Regions from separate parts of the Mus musculus genome. Here region 1 is linked to region 2. The links are chromatin contacts, found by Hi-C or POLR2A ChIA-PET in ENCODE. All regions are on one chromosome and are shown on one strand. The core of a region is the stretch at or near the end of the contact, and the rest is flanking DNA. Distances in the headings are between cores, read along the strand shown.

Evidence for each region. Hi-C counts contacts between places; a loop is a spot of excess contacts on that map. ChIA-PET counts read pairs that join two places held with the same protein, here RNA polymerase II (POLR2A).
Region 1: POLR2A ChIA-PET joins it to region 2 with 125 read pairs in Patski. The contact joins the promoter of Ap5b1 here to the promoter of Cfl1 in region 2. A Hi-C loop is called at or near these places in 1 of 37 maps with a recorded cell type or tissue (v-Abl transformed pro-B cells). POLR2A ChIA-PET finds 5 or more read pairs at or near these places in 4 of 5 experiments (Patski and embryonic stem cell).

Annotation. Positions count from the first base shown.
Region 1 is chr19:5,566,220-5,570,587 of GRCm38, reverse strand. Ap5b1 (adaptor-related protein complex 5, beta 1 subunit) reads right to left here and starts at 2,564. Exons shown (of 3, transcript NM_001362046.1): 1 at 2,505-2,564; 2 at 1,981-2,148; 3 at 1-1,884. The coding sequence starts at 2,130.
Region 2 is chr19:5,488,911-5,493,226 of GRCm38, reverse strand. It overlaps Cfl1 (cofilin 1, non-muscle), which reads right to left and starts at 2,772. Exons shown (of 4, transcript NM_007687.5): 1 at 2,625-2,772; 2 at 423-730; 3 at 1-72. The coding sequence starts at 2,627.

The DNA of each region.
Region 1 (4,368 bases), core at 1,315-3,814, 78 kb before region 2:
CAGCACCGGGAGCGGGCCTTTGGCCTGCTGAGGCCCCACACTCAACTGAATTGGGGCTGAGGTCTCCTGCACCATCAGTGCTGATGAGAAGCCCTGGTTCTCCGCCATTAGTGACGAGGCCAGTGCAGGTGCAGCCAGTGAGGGGCCCAGCGCCATCCCCAACTTGGAACTTGACAGATGGGACAAGAGGACATAGTATAGTCGGGCATGGTCCCGTCCGTCAGCATTCTCTAGCTGTCTGGCCAGTTCCTGCAGCAAGTTGGCCAGACCATCTCCCCCGCCTGTCCGCAGCAGAGCACGGCACACCCGCAGTAGGGCCTGGTGGAGGCCCCAGTCGGTGCAGTGCACAGCTGCAGCCTGTAGAAAGCTGAGTGTGGTACTCTGAGTGGCCCCCTCTGCCACCTTTGCCAGCATCTGCAGGTGCCAGCAAAGGGCTTCGCTCTCGCCTGGCCTGGCCACCGCCTCTTGGAGCAGCACCTCCCTGAGGGGCTCTCTCAGCTCAGGGCTTACCTGATCTAAGAGGTCCACAAAGTGGGGTGCCAGGGAAGGCCGAGCTCGGTACAGTTGGGCCAGTCCGCGGATCAAAAATGTCTGTACTGTGGAGTGTCTAGTCAGGCAGTTAGTAACAAGGTATGAGGCTTGGAAACAGAGAGTGGCCAAGGCCCGGGGACCACCATCCAGGGCTGCCCTTTGCTGTAGCCCAGCCAGCACCTCCTGTAGGAACCACTGTGGGCCCTGAGTCTGGTCTTTCTCCTCTTCCTCATCGTCAGCACAGAGCAGACACAGCAAATGCAGGCGGGCCAGGAGAACCGTTGGGTCATGAAGGAGACTGGGCATGAGGCCCCGGCACAGCTGGGGCCCCAACAGCAGCGGGGCAGCCTCTTCCCCCTCTGGACCTAGTGGGCAATTCTCGGGGAAGCTCAGGATGCAATGCAGGTAAAAGAGGTGTGTGGGCGAGGGTAAAGCTGGGTGCTGGGCTCCCAAGGTGAGCCTGCGGAGGAGCAGAGCTTCATCCTGTGCAGTGAACAGGGCCTCGCCAAAGGCCGCCTTCAGAGACAGAACTGAGTGTAACAGTGTCAGCTGTGCCGTGCCCAGCAGCCGAACCAGCTGTGGCTTGAAAAGCACTGGTGGCTGTCCCCGAAGACCCCGGAGGGCCCAGCCCAACAGCCACAGAAGTTGAGCCTGAGCCACAGGAGTGAGCAGATAGGAAGTGTCCAGAAGCTGGGCCACGGCAGCCTTCAGCTCTCGGGCGTCCTCGGGGCTGGGCTCTAGAACCGGAAAGCCACGCTCCTCCTCCCCAGCTGTGGGCCAGCTGGGCCCCTGGGGCTTAAGATGGGCATCCCATTCCTCAGCCAGGGTCCAGTCCCAGGGACAACTCCCAGTGGAGAAGTCCTCAGCCACCAGCAGGCCTTGCAGGCCAGCCCCAGACCTGGACTGTACCACCAAGGTGTCGTGTAGAACAAGGGCCAGAAGCAGGCTGACAGGCTGGATGGGACCTGTTTGCCCTGGGAGGCTCCGCAGCATCCCCAGGGCGCCGGCCAGCAGCCCAGGCTTACAGCGCTCAAGTTCTCCAAGGCATTCACAGGCTGTGGCCTGTAGATGGCGCTGTTCTGAAGGGGTTCCAAAGCTTCGTCCCAAGTCTCGGCCTGAAGCTAAGCCAAGAAGTAAGGGCAGAAGCCGGCAGGAAGCTCCCGAAGTGGGTCCGAGAGCATCTCCTGACACCAGGGCTGTAGTGGCTGCCAACAACAGGAGCCTCCGGAGAGCTGAAGGTCTTGTGGGCAGGAGGACAAGCGTGTCCAACAGGGAAGTGGCAGCAGCCTCCGCGGCAGGTGCATCAGGCCAAAGTTTATCAGAGTACTCCAAGCTCAGTGTCAGTAAGGAAACCTGAGATGGGGGATTTAAGAGGAACTCGTTGAGTTCAGCATGCGGTAGTATGAAGCAACCATATGGACCACGGCAGGGCACACGGGCAGGACCTACCTTGGTCTGCTCGCTTAGCTTTTCACTCCTTAGGTCACTCAACAGGTCGCGACCCAAATCCTCACCTTCGGCACCTGCCAGAAAGGCGGATGGGCTGGCTCGGAAGGCCCCCAGGCGCTGGGCCCAGGCTTCTCGACCTAGGGGCCCCATGGTCAGTCATCCACTTCTCTGTAAAGGGAAGAGAGCATCAGACACCGAGGCGAGGACGACGCGCAGGCCTTTACGGCCACTAGAGGGCGCCCAGGTCCTCCACCTTCCCGAGGGGCTGCTGTTACCCTAGGGCCGTCTTGCAGACCCCTCCCCGCCCCCCAATGCCTAGGTCCCGAGATGAACTCTGGAGGCTTCGGAGATAATGCCGGAAGCAACAGCCCGGGCCCCTGCAGGATAGGACCCGCAGGATCGGGGTGGGGGTGCCCAGAAGGTGCGTGCGGAGAGCTCATTAAGCCTCCCGCCTACGAAGGGCATCGAAACCACAGCGTCGCTCGCGCCCCTGGCGCCCGTGGTAACGGGTCGGCCTCTCTCACCGCTTGAGTCAGCTGCCGCGGGCGCTCGGTCGGCTCCTTCCGGGCTGGCAGGCTGGCGGCGCGGGCCGGGGCGGGGCGCGGCGCTCGGCGCGTGGGCGGCCGGGACGGGGCGAGCCCGGGGGCGGGGCGTAACGGAGCCTCCGCCTGCCACGCCCGCCAGGCCGGCAGGTGCCGACTCGCCGGTTTCGCCAGGTCTGAGTAACTGTCTCGCCGTGCAGGCCCCCTGCCCCGAAACTGCCGCAGGCACGGGCAGGGGCGGGGTTTGGTGGGCCGGGCTCCCGGTCCGCTCCCCGATGGAACTGCGTTCCCAGGCCCTGGAGCAGAACAGCGGCTTGGGCAGATCGGGAAGGCGGCCAGCGCGTCCCCCAGTCCTCCCGCCCGGGCCCGGTGACTGCGCGCTTGGCCCGGCTGCTTGAATGCGGGTCTTCGGGCGGCCGCTGGGTGGCGCGCGAGGCGCAGTCCCAGGGCAGAGCAGGAAGAGCAAGGCGTGGGTCACTGCGGGACCGGTCGAACCGGCGCCGCAGGGCTTGGCTTGGCGTCCTCAACGCTGACCTGGCGTCGGGGGTGCTGGGGGGGACCACCTCGCTCTGCTTGGAGGCGAGGACCCGGGGCCAGGGTCGCAGCCGGATGGTAGCTGCTGACCTTTGCCCGAAGTCGCACGGATTGCCTACAGGGGTCGGGCGCGCTAGAGTAGAGCGAGCAGGGCGGGACCTTAAGACGCAGCGAAGCCGAAACACAACGGGATCCTGACTCTAGGTGTGCGTGTTGGCGGGGCCTGGAGGGTCACTCAGCTCGTAACACACCTAATATGAACCGAGAAACCAAGGCTTGAGAAGACAACGGCCGGGCTGCCAGACTTCTGGCCAAGTAGTACACACGCTACCTACTAGAGTCCAGAGGACTGTATCTGGGCTTGTTGGCGAGTCCCAGGCTGTGGGTGCTCACTGGCCCGCTAGTTTCAGGGGCTCAGACCTTCTGTCGTCCAAATCTCATACTCACCGTCCTATAAAGCCTCCTGCTAGCCACTTTGAAGATGAAACACCTGAGCCCCCATTGCTAGCCTCTGGCTATTTCTTTGTCTTTGTCCCTTTGGGTGGCCCAAGTTCCTTCCTAGCCCCTTATCCTGACCTGGCTGCAGATGAGAGTGGTGAGGTAGGGTCCTAAAAAGAAGACTGCCTGGGCCCCCAGAACAAGGGTAGAAGAAGAGAGAATGGAGACATGGGGGCGTTGGGGGAGGCACGGGGAGCTAGAAGACCTGGTCTCTGCTCTTCTGGGCTCTGGCTCCACAGCTGACTCACAGGCGACAGCTCTAAACCACTTCCCTCTAGGTGCCTCAGTTTCCCCATCTATAAATTGGGAGTGATGACTCCTGTTTAAGAAGCTTTGGGGTGGGGCGCCCGGCTAATTAGGCCCAAGATGAAAGAGGCCAGGGTGAGAGCAGCCCTGGGCTGGGAAGGCAGGTTGGAGTAGGAGCCTGTCTGGTTGCCCTGTCTGAGGCCCAGAGGGCGCTGATAACTGCAGGTCTGGTGTCCCAGCTCTCGGTAGCCAGAAAGGATTATTAAACCCTGTTACAGTTGAGGGGAGGGGCTTCCAGGGGTCAGGGAGTCCAACTCTGGCTGTGTCCCAAGCTTCTGATGCTGTAGCCTCTGCCAGCCTCCAGCCTCCCTGGGCTTTGGTTCTTTGAGGTGGCATGTGTGGTTTCCAGAACTGTGTGTGATAGATGGATGTGTCTTCCTGAACTCACTAGGGCTCGTAGCCAACCCTGGGTGCTAAGGGTGGGTATCTGTCTCCCATGGGCTTTCAGGAGCCCAGAGAAGGTAGAGTCACTTGTACAAAACTCCAGGGCCTCTGTAAGGAGGACTGG
Region 2 (4,316 bases), core at 1,523-4,022:
AGCTTCTTCTTGATGGCATCCTTGGAGCTGGCATAGATCATTTTGCTCTTGAGGGGTGCATTCTCGGGGGCCCTAAAGACAAAGCAAAGAAAAGGCTGCAGCTACATCCAGGGAATAATGACTCAAGAAAAGAAACTTTTAGGATACTCTAACAGCAGGGATTTTCTTTTCCCCAAGTTCCTCACTAGTTTTTGTTTTTGAAACACAGGGTCTTTCTGTAGACCAGGTTAGGCTCAAACTCACAGGCATCTGCCTGCCTTTGCCTCCCTCAAGCTGGGACTAAAGGTGTGGGTACCACCACACCTAGCTCCTCACTGGAAGGGTTGTTACAACCCTGGCACCCCCCACACCTGGAATAATTTCCGTTAAGCTCTGAGAAAGGGAACCAGAGGCAGGCAGAAGAGCCTGAATACGGAGCTCACCAGAAGATGAACACCAGGTCCTCCTTCTTGCTCTCCTTGGTCTCATAGGTTGCATCATAGAGTGCATAGCGGCAGTCCTTGTCTGGCAGCATCTTGACAAAAGTGGTGTAGGGGTCGTCCACAGTCTGCCCCACATCTCCTACCAGGATCTCCTTGCCCTCCTCCAGGATGATGTTCTTCTTGTCCTCACTCAGGCAAAAGAGCACCGCCTTCTTGCGTTTCTTCACTTCTTCTGGTGTTGAAGACTTGCGAACCTTCATGTCATTGAACACCTTGATGACACCATCAGAGACAGCCACACCAGAGGCCTGAGGGACAAATCAAAAATACGCCTTGTAAGGGAAAGGATTCTGGGGTATTCTTTGCAGTTACAGGAAACCTCAGTCAGAGTAACAAACACACTTCTCAGCCCCACACAGATTAGTAATGTCCCTGCAGACTTTTTTCCCTATCCAATTCATCATCTAAGAACTAGTTAGGACAAACCTCCTGCAAGGGAGAGATCCAATTATCTAGTTCAACATCCCCATAAATGTTAGAACAGTACTTATTAAAAAGAAGACCTTAGCCAAGAGTGGTAGAACACGCCTTTCTCTTAGTCTGAAACCAGTCTTAGATCTATAGAATGAGTTCCAGGACAGCAGGGGCAATGCAGAGAAATCCTGTCTCTTAAAAAAAAGCCAAAAAGAAAACAAAAACTTGCTGAGTTGTGAACACCAGATTCAAAGAACCCGAAAGATACTGATTAAAATGCCAGCATAGGATAGATACAAAACACCAAACTCCTGGGCCATAGTCTCATCTCCAGGAAAGAGAATCAGAACACCAGAAATTCACAGACACCAAGAGCTGCTCGGTAGTTTATTGCTCATTAGAAATGCAGTCATTGTATAAATGACACTCTTTCCTGCCGAGATCTCCCATACACAAGAATTACAACCCTTAATTAAGGCCCTGCTGGACAACTCCCTGTCATCCAAGAATGGTGAGTCCTTTAAAAAAAAAAAAAGACTGACAAATTAATAGGTCAAACTGTGATGCCCCAAATCGCCGAAAACTTTCTGCTTTGTACGGCCCTGGGGGACGACCCAATCAGAAATCTACAACCAACCCTCCCCACCACCACCATGGAACTGCAGAGGAAGCTAGCCACGTGATTCACCCGCTTCCGGAGTAGGCGGAGAAAGATTGGACTAGGTTCAGGGCCTCCCCAAGAGACACTCGTAGCCCAGAGGCAGCGAGGCGGCCGGACCTCAGATGTCTCAACGCCTAAGGCTCGCCTTTAGGAATAGGCGTAAACGCAGTCAGCTGGAGAGGTAGCTCTGGCCAGTCTCACTCCAAAAAACAGTTTCCCGTGCCCTCAGGCTAAGCATAAAAGCTGGTGGCTTCCGGGCGGTACCCGCCTCGGTCACTTCCCTAAACGCGGCTCCACCCTCGGCCCCATCCGGCAGAGCAGCAAAAGGCCTAGCTCGGCTAGAGCTGCAGCCGGGATGGCAGGGCCCAAGCATGTGCGCACGCGCTGTTCTAGCTCTAGCCCGAGGTACAGTGACTACAGAATGGAGTGTGTAATCGCTCTTTCTAGAAGTGGGGCGATAGCCTGTACAGGAACCCACTCCGTGACTCGTGTTGCAAGAAGGCTCCAGAACCAGCGTCTCAATCAGGTTCCCCGATGCCTCAGCATCTCCCAGAGCCACACCGCGGCCGCCCCCGCCCCGCCCTGACGGCGGAATCCCTGCCACCTGCTGTGGAGACCAACCTAGCCGCAGAGGGAGGATGATGCGGGGAAGGGAACAGCCCTTGGGTGGGGCGCGCGCCGACACCTCGCGCGCTTTTCCCTAGCGGCCCCGGGCCAGGGTTTGGATGCCGCGTGCTCTGGTCCAGCGCGCGCCATCGAGAACCAGCGAGCGTTGCCCGAGGCCCCGCACACTGGACCCCTCCCCCACGGCCAGTGGCCGCGCTGGCGCAAAGGCAGGATGGGGGAGGGGAGAGGAGCCAGGGGGCGCGCGAGCGACGTCCGAATCGGCCCTTCCCAGCGCCCGGAGGCGCGCACGCGCGGCCTGCCCTTCAATGAGACCCTTAATCTCGCTCGGGGTGCTGGGGGATGGGATACCAAGACCGCTTCTCTGCCGCCCCCACCCCGCCCGGCGCGCAAGCGACGGATCACGAACCCACTTCCCTCGGGCGCAGTGGCCTAATGCTCACCATGTTTCCGGAAACGAAAGGGAGACAGAAAGAGCAACTGAAGACCTGAGCCGCCGCAGCTGCTGCCGGGATCCGACTGAACGCGGCCTCTCCCGGCCCCTTCCGTTTAGTAGGAGCCGCACAATGAGGGGCGGGGCGGCCTTCCGGCGCTTGCCGCGCGGGCCGACGGGAAGTGAAGTCCGAGGATTTTGCACCGAAATAGAACTAGCTGCTACCGGGTTCCGCAGAGCTTGAGGCGCAGAGTAGGCGGAGGCCGAGAGGCGTGGGCTGTTGCACGGAGAGTGAGCCCATTGGTGCAATGGACCAAAAAACGCTCTGAGCCAGAGGCCCATCGTTTGATAAAAATGACCTGAATATAATTCTCTACTTTCTTTATCCCAGAAATTAAGTGGTTTTTTGTTCTTTATGGTTCCTGAAAAAAGATTTTGAATCATCAGCTTGGGATCCTCTCTCACAGAAAAGAGAATCGCCAAGTATAACGGTGTCTTCAAGCCAATAGAAATGCTCCCGTGGAGTAAAATTTCAACAAATAGGATTTTTTAAAAAACAGGAAATGCTAACATAAAAAGTTTGAGAGCTTTGGCGTTGTCTAAAGACGTTTGGCAAATTGTTAGATCAAACGTAATTCATGGGGGAAGGGTGAAGAGTTGTGCACTAAAAATTTCCTTATGGCCGGGCATGGTGGCGCACACCTTTAATCCCAGCACTCGGGAGGCAGAGGCAGGCGGATTTCTGAGTGCGAGGCAAGCCTGGTCTACAAAGTGAGTTCCAGGACAGCCAGGGCTACACAGAGAAACCCTGTCTTGAAAAATCAAAAAACAAAACAAAACAAAACAAAACAAAAAAAAAACTTCTTTATGTTTCTTTTACGATACAGGAAAAGGAATACTTCAATTTAATTCCAGAGTTGATAGGTTTATGATCATTTTAGCACAAAGACTGAAGAGAATCTATATGAAAGCAAAAGTTTAAAATAAACTGGGGTGGGAACTCCAGGAGAATTTCTCTGACCTGAAACAATGACCATGGCCTTAGAAAAAAAGGGCAAAGTCGCAAACAACTCAGAGGCAAAGGAAACCGGGGCCCTTGACCTCCCCAAGCTGAATAAAGGGTGTAAAAGAGGAGCTTCCCCAGGAGCGAGGCAGCACGCAGAGGATGCCGGGGGTTGTAGTCAGGGGATTGTAGTCAGACTGCACCCGTGGGCTACACTGCGGGAGCTCCAGGTGACTGCACCCGTGGGCTACACTGCTGGAGCTCCAGGTGGAGGCCGAAGCTTGACCCCCTTCTCTCCCAAGGGCCCCTCCTAAGGAGAAGGCTGGCTCCACCTTTTTCGAGACTAGCAGTTTCCCAGAGCAACGGGGGGAGGGGCCACGCAGTTACCCTGGAGACGCACTCCTTCCGCCCCTGGTCGCGGGATGCCCTAGATGTCCTTATTAGGGCATAAGCCTCCAGAGGGCGTGCCCAGTCCAAGCGCCAGCTGCAGGCTCCTTATAAGGCTGCTTGAGGAAAGAGGCGGGTGCACAAAAGCTAGACTGAGAAGAGGGTCTGCGAATTGGGCTCCCGACGACTTCCGGAGTGACAGCGTGACAGCTGAAGACCGTGCGTTGTTCCAAACACTGAAGGGACCTCTATGTTCTATTGAGCCCTGTGTCCCTCAGCTTGAGACATCCCTGCCCCAGCAAGGTTCCCACC